Regions from separate parts of the Homo sapiens genome. Here region 2 is linked to region 1. A link is a loop called in an ENCODE intact Hi-C map of the cell type or tissue named here. Cell type or tissue: Caco-2. All regions are shown on one strand. Each heading gives the region's core, and the rest is flanking DNA. Links, peaks and the distances in the headings are about the cores only.

Region 1 (8,197 bases), core at 1,178-6,177:
GAAATCTTCAGTGGATTACCTGAACTGAAGTATGTCATCAGGTGCTTTGGGGAAATCAGCATCCTTTTTGTGGGTCAATGAAAATTAAAAATAATGTAAAATGTATCTAGTTGCATTATATGAAATTTTTTTTTTTGGTATAAATCCAACTGGAAAAAAATTGTTTAAACCCATATTTCCATGATGTTTGGTCAAAAAGGGTAACTGATCAAATTAAAGAGCCTCATTAAGCAACCAGTTACATTTTAATTGTCAAATAATTTTACTTGTCCTTCTGAATTTTATTTTTTTCAAAATATTTTGCATCTTTGAAAAACAGTGCATTATGATGGAGAAAGAATTAGATGATCTATCCAGATCATTTTTAACGTTCTTATTTGTCAGAAAAAGTTTGATTTTAATATAAATTAAACATATTTTTTAATTAAAAATAAATTTTACCAGAAACCTAGCACTCACATGAATATTTGTGTTTAAAAATGAATGTTTAGGTTTGTTCAAACTAAATTAAAATATAGTCTGTTCTAAATCATTCCTGGTTGCTAGTGGCCCTAAATAAATTGGTGGAAAAATCCAGGCTCTTATTTTACTTAGTTTTTTCAGGCTTTTTGAGTTCTGTGGACAGCTCCATTACTCCAAAGTTCATGGCTGACATAGACATGCTGAAAGCTGTGAATTTCTCCCTTTAGAATTGGACGATATCCCTAATTGGTGGAACAGTTTTTCATGTTGCAACAGTTTGGGTTTGTAATTGAAATTCATTCGTTCTTCTGAAGAAGTTGACTGTTGGATTCCCTAGATCTAGGTAGCAGCACTTTCCAAATGGCCAAGAACAAAGATTTTATTCTTTTTAGAAGGCTTCATGAATATAAAGATTATGTGCATATATCTGCTGTGTTTATCTTTGGACCTGTAATTGGTAATTGATATTTTGACTGCCTCCATTAGTTCATTGTTAATGGTATACTTTTCATTCTTTTAGGTTATTTGATGTTGTTCCAGTTATCGTGCTGAATAATGTTTTCTGAACAATGTTCTGAATAATTTTTTGTTGGTGGAAGTTAGGAGGCAACCAACTTTCAGCCACCCTTTGGCCGGGCGTGGTGGCTCACTCCTGTAATTCCAGCACTTTGAGAGGCCAAGGTGGGCGGATCACTTGAGGTCAGGAGTTCGAGACCAGCCTGGCCAACACGGTGAAAGCCCATCTATACTAAAAATACAGAAATAAGCTAGGTGTGGTGGTAGGTGCTTGTAATCGCAGCTACTCAGGATGCTGAGGCAGGAGAATCGCTTGAACCCGGGGGGTTGCAGTGAGCCCAAGATTGCACCACTGCACTCCAGCCTGGGTGACACAGTGAGACTTCAGAATTTCAAAAAAAGAAAAAAAAATTGGTTTTTAAACTCAATTTATTCAGTTATACTGTTGGAAGTTTTGTCTCTTCCGGTGGAAGAAGCAGGCTGCTATAACAGAAATGCTACATGTACACCCTGTTTCTTATTTATATTCCTTAAAAAATTTTAAACCAACACAACTAATGGTACAATTGCTATTCAGTTAGTGAATTTGAGTCCTTTGCTTTCTTGAATTCCAGGTGGGTTGAATCATTCATAGATTCACGGAGGCAGATTAATTTACTAACAGACTGTGTTAACATACGCAATCTTGTACTTTGCATTATTATATGGAGATATGTGGCTACAAAAGTATTTTTTAAAGAAACATGTAATCTCATACCTGAATAATAATTGGCTTAAATTATTCTTCGTTATGTTAAGTTCAGTGATTTATAGCACTCACTTGTTCTGGTAGGCGTGGTCAGAAGGAGATAGTCGAAGAGCACCAGAATCTAAAGTAGTAGTTAGGAACTGAGTTAGGAAGACAGGCATGAACATTTTCAAGTTTCAGTATTTTTTAGAGGACTGGAGTCCTGCAAGTCAGAAAGTCATTTAAATTATGGAGTGATCAGACTATGGAATTCAAGATTTTCAATAATAGTTGTAGATTCTGGGTATTGATCAAGGTAAGAGTACCAGGTGTCACAACAAAGGACTGACTTTGCTTTTTTCTTTTAGAAATAGGGTCTCGCTCTGTCATTAAGGCTGGAGTGGTGTGATGAAAGCTCACTATAACCTTGAATTCCTGAGCTCAAGTGATCCTCCTACTTCAGCCTCTGAGTAGCTAGTACTATAGGCACATGACACCATGATCAGCTGATATTTTAATTTTTTTTTCATAGAAATGGGGGTCTTGCCATGTTGCCCAGTCTGGTCTTGAATTCTGGTCTCAAGCAGTTCTCCACCTTGGCCTCCCAAAGTGCTAAGATTATAGGGATGAGACGCCACACCCAGCCAGGACTGGCTTTCAAATGTGAGTCAGTGACATTTCAGAAGCTTCGTTTGTATATTTTCTGCTCAGGAGCAGGGGATATTTGCCTTGGAAGTGGATACAGTGGTTTGATTTGGTCCTGACTGGAGCAGCAACTGAGTTTTACCTCTGATTAAAAGTGTACATTCATGGATTTCAAGTGGTAAACAAATGAGTAAGGTAGTAAAGGGATGAGAAGAGGAAGAAAAGGAGTCAGCATTTATTGTATGCTAAATGCTGTTAGAACTGAGGGCGCCAGGCATGGTGGCTCATACCCGTTATTCCAGGAACTCCGGAAGCTAAGGCAGGAGGATCACTTGAGTCTAGGTGTTTGATGCCAGTCTGGGCAACATAGTGAGACTGTACACACACAGACACACACACACACACACACACACACCATAGTGAGACTCTGTCCACACACACACTTACCTGGCATGGTGGTGTGTGCCTGTAGTCGCAGCTACTGGGGAGGCTAAGTTGGGAGGATCACTTGAACCCAGTAGTTAGAGGCTGCAGTGAGCTATGATTGTGCCACTGCGCTCCAGCCTGCGTGACAGAGTGAGACCCTGTGTCTGAAAATAAATAAATAAAACCAACAACAAAACCGAGGGGAGTTTATAGTCATACCATTTCAGTAATAGTCCACGGGTATCTACTGACGTTATTTTACTCTAAAGACCAACATAAACTTATCCTGCCAACATTAGATAGAGTACACACCATCTATCTACACATGCATGTAGATGCATGTCTGCCAAGATCAACTCATAAACTGTTCCATAAGCTAGCTATGAACTTGTCTGCCATACTGCTTCTAAGACTTTATCTTTGCTCATCCTAATGGAGTCCTAATGGGACTCTCCTTGGATTGTACCCTTAAACTAGGTATAAGTTATGATTTTTAAAAAAAATTTTTTTAAAAATTTTATTTATTTGGGTGCTCGTTGCCCAGGCTGGAGTGCAGTGGCGGGATGCTAACTCACTGCATCCTCCAACTCCTGGGTTCAAGGGATCCCTCCATTTCAGTCTCCCGAGTAGCCAGGACTGACTACAGGTACACTCCACCATGCCTTTGTAATTTTTTAAATTTTATGTAGAGATGTTGCCCAGGCTGCTGTCAAACTTCTGACCTCAAGTGATCCTCCTGTGCCAGTCTCTCAAAGTGCTGGGATTACAGGCATAAGCCACTGTGCCGGCTTAAATCCTGATTTTTATACTTCCCTTTTAATGAGACTATACTTTTTTCTGTGCCGTCCTAATCCCCAGAACTCTTTGAATTTCTCCATGTTTCTCCTTTCGCTTGCTTTGTCTGCTTTGGCCTGACACACAAGGCCAGGCTTGGCTTTGTCTGACAGGATTTGCGTGTTCTTTCTCTGCTTCAGTAGCCTCTGACAACATCTCTGAGATTGTGATGTTTGTCTTGATGAGTCATTCTCCACCAGGCCATCTGAGTCCTGGCCCTTCCTGCTCTGATCATTTTCAATGCCACTCCTAAAATGGGACAAAGGTGGAAAAGGTTATCCTTGGGATTGTGTCAGTACCAGGCAATTATTCTATAAAGAGCTGACAGGAAGTAGTAAAGAATGAGGTGGTATTTGCTTTTTAGTCTGTTCAAATCTCTACAGAAACACATTTGTGCTTAAATGAAAAATTTATGTAACTTTTTCCTTTTTAGTTCTGATGGCTTCGTATTCTGCAGGTAAAAATTCAAAAACAATTCACAGGACTACTTTATGTATTTTGTTGTTTAATAAAAAGAGTTCTTTTTTTTTGAGACGGAGTTTCACTCTTGACGCCCAGGCTGGAGTGCAATGGCGCGATCTTGGCTCACTGCAACCTCTGCCTCCCAGGTTCAAGTGATTCTCCTGTCTCAGCCTCCTGAGGAGCTGGGATTACAGCTCCTCACCTGTCACCTGTCACCACTACAGCCTGTCACCACGCTTGGCTAATTTTTTGTATTTTTAGTAGAGACAGGGTTTCTCCATGTTGGTCGGGCTGGTCTTGAACTCCTGACCTCAAGTGATCCTCCCACCTCTGCCTCCCAAAGTGCTGGGATTACAGGCTTGAGCCAAAATAGTTCTTAAAAAGATAGAGCATCTTATGTTTGACAGGCTATTGGAGAACGTTTCTGGAAACATAGTTTGTATAGACCATGGAATTTATACAGACTAATGTTAGATTTCCTATTTTTCAGAGGCATGGGCATAAGAATGACAGAACCAGTATATCTCAGCCCTTCATTTGACAGTGTACTGCCCCGTTACTTATTTTTACAAGTAAGTATGTATAAAAGTAAAATATTTAGTGACATTGAAACATACATCAGTGAATTATTTGAAATCTAGGATATTTTAAAATTTAAGATTTTTTCTGTGGTCTACTTACATACACTGATCTACCTTTGGTTAAGCAGTAAGAAAAAACTTTACAAGCATTCTCCTTTCTTTTCTTTTTCTCATTTGATTTTTAAACTACTTTTTCTATCTTTCTTTGCCCAAAGGTGATTTAATAACTGATTAAAATGACTGCTTTCCATCTCAAAATACTAATCCCTGAATATTGCATGCATTTGATATACATGTGTGGTGTTCCATTAGTAAATCATTTGACTTGTTATAGTCTGCTGGTTTGGTAGTATTATTATAATTCACAATATAAGATGAAGTTACTGAAGAACAGATCTGTTAGGACTCTTGGCCTATGTCACACTCCTGGTAACTGGTGGTATCTGAACTCAAACCTAAGTCCAAATGTTGTGTGCTGCCCCACCTTCTCTGTCCAGTAATAATAATAATTATTATTATTATTTTGAGACAGGCTCTCACTCTGTTGTCTAGGCTGGAGTGCAGTGGTACAATCGTAGCTCACTGTAACCTCAAACTCCTGGGCTCAAGCGATCTTCCTGCCTTAGCCTCGCAAATAGTTGGGACCACAGGTGTGCACTACTATGCCCCACTCATTTTTTTGATGTTTTTGTAGAGATGGGGTCTCACTTTGTGGCCCAGGCTGGTCTCAAACTCGTGGCCTCAAGTGATCCTCCTGCCTTGGCCTCCCAAAGTGTTGGAATTATAGGTGTGAGCCACCGTACCTGGCCTTTGCCCAGTATTTAGCCCACAGACATTTTATGAATTCAGGGATTATTTCTGGTGTGAACAAACAGAACAACGGACGTTTATTATTATCTATTTGCACATTGGTGATGTTCTAACACATTAGGATATATAACCTAACATACAATTGTTTATGAATCATTTTGGGAATTTTCGTTTGCTAATTTTAGTTTCAGTGGAGTTTTTTTGTGCTTGTTTATTATGTAATTCATTTTCAAACACTTGTGTTCATTTGGCAACGTAGCCCTGAGTCATTGCTAGTGATACCTGCACTCCTTCCAGTTAATAATGTTTAATGCAATGTTAGTTTTCTCTTTGGTTTGACAGTACCTGCTCATCTCATAATTTACAGTGGTTTTTTTTTTTTTTTTTGAGACAGGATCTTACTCTGTCACGCAGGCTCGAGTGCAGTGGCATCATCTTGGCTCACTGCAGCCTTGACCTCCCAGGCTCAGGTGATCCTCCTCCCACCTCAGCCTCCTGGGTAGCTGGGACTACAGCATGCGCCACCGCACCCTGCTAATTTTTTGTATTTTTAGTAGAGATGGGGTTTTGCCGTATTGTCCAGGCTGGTCTTGAATTCCTGAGTTCAAGTGATCCTCCCGTTTTGGCCTTCCAAAGTTCTGGGATTACAGGCATAAGCCACCATGCCTGGTCATTATTTAGTTTTGACTTTATAAAAAGAGAAATCTAGTATAGTGCAGATTTTCTTTTTACACTTTTTTGCTATCTATAGCTGCACTCCTTCACCTTAAAATCAGTTTAATGATGACTTTATGAAATATTGTGAGTCATTTTGTGATTCATACTGTCCAGACTACCATAGAGCCATATTCTTTGTCACTGAATAGCAAGGGACATAAGAATTTCCTGCCAGAATGAAGCTTTTGCATCTGAGGGCAGAGTTTAACTTTTTGTCATTTCTCTAGTGAAAGCTGTTTTATTTCATGTAATCTATTTTGATGGCCAGTTTCTGATGGCCATTGAAACTTATAAGGGATGCTAATGGTAATCACAGCTAACACTGACTGCTTATTGTAGTCCATGTACTGAGCTGAGTGTTTTACATATATTATTTCATTTACTTCTTACAAACCTTCAATTTCATAGATAAGGAAATAGAGGCTTAGAAAAGTAAAGTGCATAGCCTGTAGTAGGTATTAGTAGTTTTTCAGTGATTAAAGGAGTAGTTTGTTGTGTGCTGCATAGGTAAAAATTTGCAGAGTCAAAATTTGCATTCAGGTCTTTCTGATTTCAAGCCTGTATTCTTGGCCCCATGCCAATGCTCCAGATGTAACCCTTGGAAGATCTGCATCTGAGTCACCAGCAGGGCCTTTTGAAAATGCAGTTCTTGGGTCCTAATTTAGATGTACTGAGTTCCAAGTTCAGGGGGTAAGGGCTTTAAGCAATTCATATATTACATTAAATTTCTCAGTTTCTTTGACGGTTTCCCAAAAACTCTGTGGTCAGTGTTTAGTTAGTTGATCTTTTTGTGTTATAACTTCCTTTTCAAGCTGGTTCAGAACTACCAGATTCTTAACTGGGTCTTACCTGATCCATAAAATCTAAATAGCTTAATTCAATGCAGACCAGAACCAGGTGATATTCATTTCTCTAAGGAAAATTTTGAAAGAATGTGCAGAAGAGTAAGTTTAAGAAGAATGTGGAATTTTAAAAATTGATAATTATCCTTGAATTTTTACATACATAATGATTCTCACAAATAGAACAAGTTTCACATTTACATATAATAGTAATATAAAACGCATTTGAAATGTTTCAAGAAGTTGCCTTTGTTTTCAGGCAAACATACTTGAATGCTTAAGTGACTATAAAGTGGATTAAATGACAGTCCCTGAAAGTACATCATGTGAGAGGCATCATCTAAATGAAAATGCTTTTCAATAGTGTTAAATCATTGCAATAGATGCTGATACTTTAATAATATATTGAAAATTATTTTTGCTTTTGTCAGTATCCATGCTTCTCTAACAGCTAAGAAGCTCTTGGTAGCCATAATTTGCAGTTTTCATTTTGGTTTCAGGGATTGATTAACTTAGATCTAATATGGAAGATGCCCAAGCCTTTCATAGGTCTCAGCCAACACAGGGAGCCTCATTATCCCACAAATTCTATAATTTAATAACACCGTTGACCAAGACTGCAGTGAATTTGTATGTATCAAATCACTTGAAAAACTTGTAATATGGGTACCTAGAGTCTATTCCTGGATTTTCTTTTTAATAAAGATTTTTTTTCTACTTCCTCTCATCAGGTTGAAAAGTTTTTATTTAAGAATAATTTCAGAATTACAGAATAGAATTTTAGAATTATAGATTTGCAAAGACAGTCATTTCTATATACCCTTCACCCAGTTTCTCCTAAGGGTAATATACTACCATGGTACATTTGATACAGCTTAGAAACCAACACTGGTGTGTTACTACGTTATGAATGTTAGGTACGTAGCTCCAAATGCTGTGAATATCACATTACCCTAAACTCCAACTGGTATTCAGATTTCACCAGTTTTTCTCATAATGTCCTATTTGTGTTCAGGATCCGATCCAGGATCCCACACTGCATTTAATCATGATGTCTCTTCTGGCCTGCGATAACTATCTTGCCTTGTTTGTAAGACCTTGACAGTTTTGAGACTAAGGTATTTTGTTAATGTCACTCATTTTGGCTTCATCTAGGCTGGGGTTGTTGGATTTTT
Region 2 (8,197 bases), core at 1,783-6,782, 110 kb before region 1:
AGCTTGAGATGATGGCTAAGTCTGTCAAATGTCTCAATTTTCATGAATAATCTAAGTGTAATTGTTAAGGACAAAAGAAATAAATGTGAGATAAAACTTTATAAATGAACTTGTCATAGTTATCAAAATCTTTTTCAGCAACTTGAAATCTCAATCTCATGTAATATTAATAGACATTCATAAAATATCTGAGTCATTTCTAAGTTAAAATATTAACATTAATTGCTGAACATACGTTTAAACTATATACACTTTGGCATCTTGTTTTTATATGGTATAAAGAAGCTAAATATATTTGAGTCTGTTGGTAAACATGAAAAAATTGTTCCATGAGGGAGCACATGTTTTTGGAAGTTATAAAATGTATATTCATAAAATGTTGATGTATGACAGTTCAAAATTTCTTTTTCCCTAGGTTTTCATTAGAAATTAAGGTTATTAAGAGTCAAAAATTCTAATCAACATATGGTAATTAAAACTAGAAATAAAAAAAGAAACACTTCATATGGTAAGGAAAGTAAGACATGTTTCTGGTAAGTGAAGCTACGTGGTATGGAAGATGTGCTCTGGCTAAGAGAAAAAGTGAGTAATTTTTGTTTGGAAGTGGAATAACTGGTTTGTCCAAAAGGAGAAAGAGGGAACGTATAGGACAAAGGACTGAAGTAATATAAGAAAGTTATACATTTGTGGAAGATATATATTATGAAAGAAATTTTATGTGTAATCAAGTTGCCTAAAATTATAGAATTACTTATAAGTAACTCGTGTGCTTAAGCATTCCTCCTGCCTCAGCCTCCTGAATAGCTGGAACTACAGATGTGAGCCACCGCACCAAGCTCTTATTTTTCAGAATACTTGAGCACTTTGTCTGCTTGATTCCAAATATGATTAATAAAATTTCAGACTTGAGGGGAACAATCAGAGAAGAAGTCCATGAAGTTCACTCAGATATTTTTCAGGCATGACTGAAACCATTAGAGGGTGCTGTCACAGATTAAACAAATCCTGACTCTGACGAGCACGAAAATTCATCCACTAGGTAGCCTTGAATATAAAATATTTTACTCAGCGTCCTAAAATGAATAAATCATTCCCAGTCTAAACACAAAGAAAATGACTATTTATAGGATGTCATGTCTTGAGATATTTTAAATATAGGTTTTTATTATTTTTTTGGAGACAGGGTCTTACTCTGTCACCCAGGCTGGAGTGCATGGTGCAATCACGGCTCACTGCAGCTTTTACCTCCTGGGCTCAAGCCATCCTCCTGCCTCAGCCTCCCAAGCATTCAGGACTACAGGAGCATGCCACCACATTCAGCTCTTTTTTTTTTTAACTTTTTGTGAGATGGGGTCTTGCTCTGTCGCCCAGGCTGGTGTCAAACTCCTGGGCTCAAGTGATCCTCCTGCCTCAGCCTTCCAAAGTACTGAGATTACAGCCATGAGTCATCGTGCCTGGCTGGTTTTTATCTTTATGTAGAATTCTGATATTTCTTAATGGATCCTGAATCACCCTTAATATTCTTATTTTTAAATTTGACAATTTAAATTTAGTCACATTTTAATAGAGATCTGAGTCACTAGGTAGGTTTCTGTCCCACCTTGTCCCACCTGTGTGTGGAGATAAAGCACTTTCCACATAAAGCTGCCCAGAAGGCCAAGCGCGGTGGCTCATGCCAGTAATCCCAGCACTTTGGGAGGCCAAGGCGGGTGGATTACCCGAGGTCAGGAGTTTGAGACCAGCCTGGCCAACATGGCAAAACCCCATCTCTACTAAAATACAAAAATTAGCCGGGCGTGGTGGCACATGCCTGTAGTCTCAGCTACATGGGAGGCTGAGGCAGGGGAATCACTTGAACCCAGGAGGTAGAGATTGCAGATGAGCTGAGATCGTACCACTGCACTCCAGACTGGATGACACAGCAAGACTCTGTCTCAAAATAAATAAATAAATAAAAATAAAGCTGCCCATATATCTAGCCACATTGATAATGGTGTTAGGAAGAACAATCTCAGATTTGACAAAGTTCTCCTAAAGCTATCCAAAATATTATGACTAATAAATGGTTGTATAGAATTATCAAATTTGTAATGTGTAAATAAATTACCTCAGGTTTTCTCAGAATAAAATGTTCTAAAGTTGGCTGGGAGCAATTGCTCACACCCATAATCCCAGAACTTTAGTAGGCTGAGATGGGAGGATCACTTGAGGTCAGGAATTCGAGACCAGTCTGGGTAACATACTGAGACCCCCATGTCTACAATTTTTTTTTTTTTGAGACAGAGTCTCGCTCTGTCACCCACACTAGAGTGCAGTGGCATGACCTTGGCTCACAGCACTTCTGCCTCCTGGGTTCAAGCGATTCTCCTGCCTCAGCCTCCCAAGTAGCTGGGATTACAGATGAACACCACCATATCTGGCTAATTTTTGTATTTTTAGTAGAGACAGGGTTTCACCATGTCAGCCAGGATGGTCGCGAACTCCTGACCCCAAGCAATCCACCTGCCTCAGCCTACGAAAGTGCTGGGATTACAGGCATGAGCCACTGTGCCCAGCCCAAAAAAATATTTTTAATTGAAAAAAAAAAAGTTCTAAGAAGGTAAGACTATGACTAAGAATGCCATATTTTAAACTGGAGTTTTCATTTTAAAAATGCATAAAAGAACTAGAGTTGCGTGATACAATAATTATTTAGCATGTGATAAAGTGGGCCTTTCATTCTAGAATTCTGGGTATCAATTTCTTCTATATGCCTATGCTCATGAGCACACACACGCACACACATCATATTCTCTCAGTCCTCTCTGTCTCTTTTTTTCTGTGTCTCCCAGAGAAAAGAAGCAGGGATAATAAGCAATAGGTTTGGTGTCTACTCGAACTTAATACCTGGAAAGTAAGTACTGGGGATTATTCTCATGTTGGCCATACATGATCTGGGGCAGAACAGTGACAGCAGCAAAAGTTCTCAGAGAAATGAATACAGAAAAGTAGGAAGGTTATGTCCTTGGAAGTCAGAGTGTTCAGCTTTGTGAAGACATTTCTAAACTTTCGACTTTCTGGAACGCTCTCTGGGTTCTGCAAGGAATAAGTAGCTAAAGTGAAGCGAAGAATGACAAGATGATGCAGGCGCTTGAGAATAAGAAGGTGACAAAATCTTGATGCCTGAAGATCAGCAAAAGACAAGTGGCGATGGAGTAGCAAAGCACAGTAAAGCCTCACTGCGGATTCATTGATCCAGGGAGCCAAGGCAGGCAGTGCTATTTTAGACAGCGCCATGAGGGCAGCCTGGCAGATCTGTGCTGATAGGGCACCCTCAAGGCTCACTGGAATGGAGGGAGTTTGAGTGACAGTTGGCTTCTCAATGTAAGTTCTTTCTTATCAGATAATACGACGGATGAACAGCCCAAAAGGTCTCCGCAGACAGAACCTGCAGTGTACATTTGAAACGTTCGCATTGGTACATCAGAGCCCCTCTGCAGTGAGAAGGGCCATCTGAGAACGTGAGCTGAGGAAATTAAAAAAGAAAAGAGTGGTATAAAGGATTTTCAACTTCTACTGACTCAGATTAATGGAACTGGCTCTCTTTTTTCTATTTTAAGCAGGTCACATTTAATATAAACTCATTGTTTTATATATATAAAACATATATTTAAATATATATTAATATATATATTTAAATACATATATTAATATATATAAATATATATATTTAAAATGCCCACAAAATTCAAAAAGAAAAATTCTCTAAACATTCAAATTGACCCTCAGGTTACACAGCTCTCAGAAAAGAAAAAGTGTGCTTTTCTTATCTGTTATTGAATTAGGTGTGCTGACTTCCTGTCTTATCTTTCCACGATAGGTAAAGGATAACAACAAGCTATATTTATGAAATCTGATTTGCCCAGTGTCTGGGCAGCTCCCTGGAAGAAGAGGCATGGACTTTTTTCAGGCTTACATGGCAGTATTTATTTAAAGACTCCCTAAAGATTTTTAAAATTAACGTATCATCTGCAAATACCAAACACACAAACTGAATTTAAGGAGCCACAAGGCAACTTGGTACTTCTGATGTCAGGCTAGAACAATTCATTCTACCCAATAAATCAACATTTTTTAGCCCAAAGCCCTAAGATCATAAGCACCCCATGTTTTATAAAGAATTCCCAGTAAACACTTGAGTTTTCACCAAACAGTATTTCACAAAAATAGTTGCTCAATCATTCTAAATTGCAACAATAATTGAAGTTACAAGCGCCCTGAAACCATTTATTACCAAGCCAGTATGTACCCACCATAAAATGCAGATTCACAAACCTTTTGTGCTTACAGTGAATTTTGAATCTGCTGACTTTTCTTAGACAAGGGTAAGAATAAAAACTTTTTTTCTCTGCTTACAGTGGCAAAAAAGAACAGGGAGAAATAACACATTTTCAAAAGTACTTCCATCACACTTTCAGCTCCTAATAAAAGCATCTGCCCACAAAGATGACATTTTCTCTCTGTTTCTTCCCTTTAAATTGTTTGCTATCACATTGTCAATCAAAAGCAAATTTACACCCTAGACAGATGCAAAGCATAGCCTTTTCCATAGTAGTTTTGAAGACAGTGAGTCATTTGTCTATCAGCCAAAGCCTACAGAGTCTCATTGATTCTGCAACAGGAATGCTCTTTTCAGATTTACTGAAAGTCATAGCTGCTTTCAGCCTAACAGGTTGAAGCCTTCCCTAGGCTACAAATTTACTACGCTATAGAAAGTTTTTTTAGTAACAATTTTGTCCCCTTGGTGGATCTAGGATTCATCTTGATTGCTGCTACCTAAGACAGAAGTGGAAGAGTTTTCTCCTGAAAAGTGTACCGTTGGGCAGGGCATGGTGGATCATGCCTGCAATCCCAGCGCTTCAGGAGGCCAAGGCAGGATGATCACTTGAGCCCAAGAGTTCAAGACCAGGCTGGACAACATAGTGAGATCCCATCCCTACAAAAATAATAATAGTAATAAATACCCAGGTATAGTGACACATGTCTGTAGTTGCAGCTACTCAGGAGGCCACAGTGGGAGGATCACTTGAGGCCAGGAGGTCAAGGCTGCAGTAAGCCATGATCACACCACTGTACTCCAGCCTGGGCAACAGAGCAAGACCCTATCTCCAAAAAAAAAAAAAAGTATAGCACTGGACAAAGCTATCCAACAGAGTATCTTCCCTTTTAAAACTCACAGACCCCTTTGAAAATCCAAGAAAAAGTTATGACTAATTTTCCCAGAAATAAATACATATAAGGGATCACCATAAACATGTGTGATAGTATCTTCCCTTTTAAAACTCACAGACCCCTTTGAAAATCCAATAAAAAGTTATGACTAATTTTCTCAGAAATAAATACACCTAAGGGATCATCGTAAACATGTATGATATGTGGGTTTCAGGATTTCACAAATTCCTGGAGTTTACTCATGGAATCCAGGTTAAAACTCCTGCCCATGGGTTTTGAAATAGGTTCACCTGCCCAGGGAGGTAATTGTTTGTCATTTCTTTGCTGCCTGCATCTGCACAGTGGCTCAAGAAGGTGAACAGCAGACAGAAAACATTTGACTCTATTGACTGGTTTCAAATGGCTGGAGTTTCATTTCCCTGCTATCAGTCTCCTTACACTACACTCCATTTCTCCTCCTTAATGATCATTAAGGACAAAGCTTGAGATAGCACCTTCCTCCTTTCACACACAATCTTAACTTCCTTCTCAGAACCTAATTTCCCCTTACCAGGAAGGCCACACACACAGGGAGACTCATTCTCTAACATGCTATCAACTGCTGCATCCTCCACTTTTTCTTTCGTGGAAAACTTGCCCTTACTGAGTATCTACCACTAGTTACATACACAGAATGGGCCAGGCACAGTGGCTCACACCTATAATCCCAGCACTTTGGGAGGTCAAGGCAGGTGGATCACCTGAGCTCAGGAGTTCGAGACCAGCCTGGACAACATGGAGAAACCTCATCTCTACTAAAAATACAAAAATTAGCCAGGTGTGGTGGTGCACCTGTAATCCTAGCTACTCAGGAGGCTGAAGCAGGAGAATCACTTGAACCTGGGAGGCAGAGTTGCAGTGACCTGAGATCACGCCACTGCACTCCAGCTTGGGCAACAAGAGCAAAACTCCACCTCAAAATAAATAAATAAATACACAGATTGGCTTTCTCACTGTGTGCCTCACATCGTGCAGTTTTCCTGGTATATCCAGAGAGCATCAAAGGGTCACCGCGAGGCTGTCTGTCGAGGTCCTTTCAGGCCGCAGGCCTATCTCCAGGCCTTGGCAATGAGAACAAGCATATTCTTGGCTAATCTAGGCCAGGCATGGTGGCTCATGCCTGTAATCCCAGCACTTTGGGAGGCCGAGGTGGATGAATCACTTGAGCTCAGGAGTTCTCGACCAGCTTGGGCAACATGGCAAAACCCCATCTCTATAAAAAATACAAAAATTAGCCAGCCATGGTGGAGTGTGCCTATAGTCCCAGCTACTTTGGAGGCTGAGATGGAAGGATGGCTTGAGCCCTGGAGGCAGAGGTTGCAGTGAGCCAAGATCATGCCACTGCATTACAGCCTGGGTGACCAGACCCTGTCTCAAAAAAAAAAAAAAAAAGAATTTTCTTGTCTAATCTCTATACACGTCCACCCTACAAAATCAGTTGAATTCCCTCCTTAGCCCCCTTTTGTAATTTTTATTGTCTGATTAGTTAACCCAATAAAAACAGACTTTTAATAAACTAGTATGATTTTTTTAGACACAAAGGCTTACTCTTACTAAGTGAAAGTCAAGATGTGCCTGATCTCCTAATCGTTGATAACAATGATGGGGTTCAGGACAGGCTACCCTAAAATATAGCACCTTGGCATATTGAAGAAAACAGCAGGAGCAGAAAGTTTGCTCTGACCTTTTATAACCTTTTCCTAAAGCAGGTCATAAAACCTAGGAAAGATTTTCTGACCTTTCCCTGAAGCAGTTCATAAGATCCTCATACGATTGTCAGGGAATAATAATTTTAAAAAAGACCCTCAGCCAGGTACAGTGGCTCACACCAGTAATCCCAGCACTTTGGGAGGCTGAGGCGGGTGGATCACTTGAGGTCAGGAGTTTGAGACCAGCCTGGCCAACATAGTGAAACCTTATCTCTACTAAAAATATAAAAATTAGCCAGGCATAGTGGTGGGCACCTGTAATCCCTGCTACTCGGGAGGCTAAGGTGGGAGAATTGCTTGAACCCAGGAGACAGAGGTTGCGATGAGCCGACATGGTGCCATTGCACTCCAGCCTGGGTGACAGAGTGAGACTCCGTTTCAAAAAAAAAAAAAAAAAAAAAACCCTCTTATGAGAAAGACCTTCCCTATATCTGGAGGAAAAAAGGAACATCCTTATCTCTTAAGATGAAAGGACAGAGAAGGATCTGAACGGACTGGCCTTGCTAAGCCTCCTGTCTATTGCCATTAGATCACACTCCCGTCGTCCAATCATAATTCTCCATGACTGTCCACTCTTCATCAAACTTAGCATAAAAATATGCAAGTTTCACCATTCCTTCCTGTCTTCATTGCTTTATGAAGGCTCTTGTGTCACATATAACTAATAGTCAATAAATGTGTATGCTTTTCTCTTATTAATCTGTTAGTTTTCCTTTCAGACCCAGCCAGGGACCCTGGGTCAAGGAAAATTTTTTCCTCCCCTACACTAATTAGCCAAACTGTGGGTACAAAGTAGTTGAAACACATCTAGTTTACTGGTGCACAGTATTTGTGGGCTGTCAATTAACCAACCAAGAAGAAATAATTTGCTCATTTAAGAAATGTTTATGAAGGCCAGGTGTGCTCACTCCTGCCTGTAATCCCAGCATTTTAGGAGGCTGAGAAGGGAGGATCACTTGAGGCCAGGAGTTCAAGACCAGCCTGGGCAACATAGCAAGACCCCATCTCTACAAAAATTAAAAATTAGCTGGCCATGGTGGCACACACCTATCATTCCAGCTACTCAGGATGCTGAGGCAGGAGGATTACTTGAGCTCAGAAGTTTGAGGCTATAGTGAGCTTTGATTATGCCACTGCATTCCAACTTTGATGACAGTGAGATCCTGTCTCAAACATTAGCCAGGCATGGTGGGGTGCCTGTAATCCAGCTACTCGGGAGGCTGAGGCAAGAGAATCGC

The links. Hi-C counts contacts between places; a loop is a spot of excess contacts. Peaks named below come from ENCODE experiments on the same cell type or tissue, not always from the same donor. Only the 100,000 strongest peaks of a DNase experiment are listed, where the experiment ranks them.
Region 2: a loop joins it to region 1, with 9 times the contacts of the local background. A loop is called at or near these places in 1 of 110 quality-filtered maps.

The regions. Positions count from the first base shown.
Region 1 is chr10:18,606,292-18,614,488 of GRCh38, reverse strand. NSUN6 (NOP2/Sun RNA methyltransferase 6) reads left to right here. Exons shown (of 11, transcript NM_182543.5): 5 at 1-29; 6 at 4,563-4,644. Among named protein-coding and RNA genes, the nearest start is that of NSUN6, 41 kb to the left of the region's middle. In Caco-2, for the core only: no CTCF peak of the experiment used is centred there; a DNase peak (open chromatin) is centred at 3,768.
Region 2 is chr10:18,716,406-18,724,602 of GRCh38, reverse strand. All of the region lies in intron 1 of LOC105376440 (a long non-coding RNA gene), which reads right to left. Among named protein-coding and RNA genes, the nearest start is that of ARL5B, 61 kb to the right of the region's middle. In Caco-2, for the core only: no CTCF peak of the experiment used is centred there; no DNase peak of the experiment used is centred there.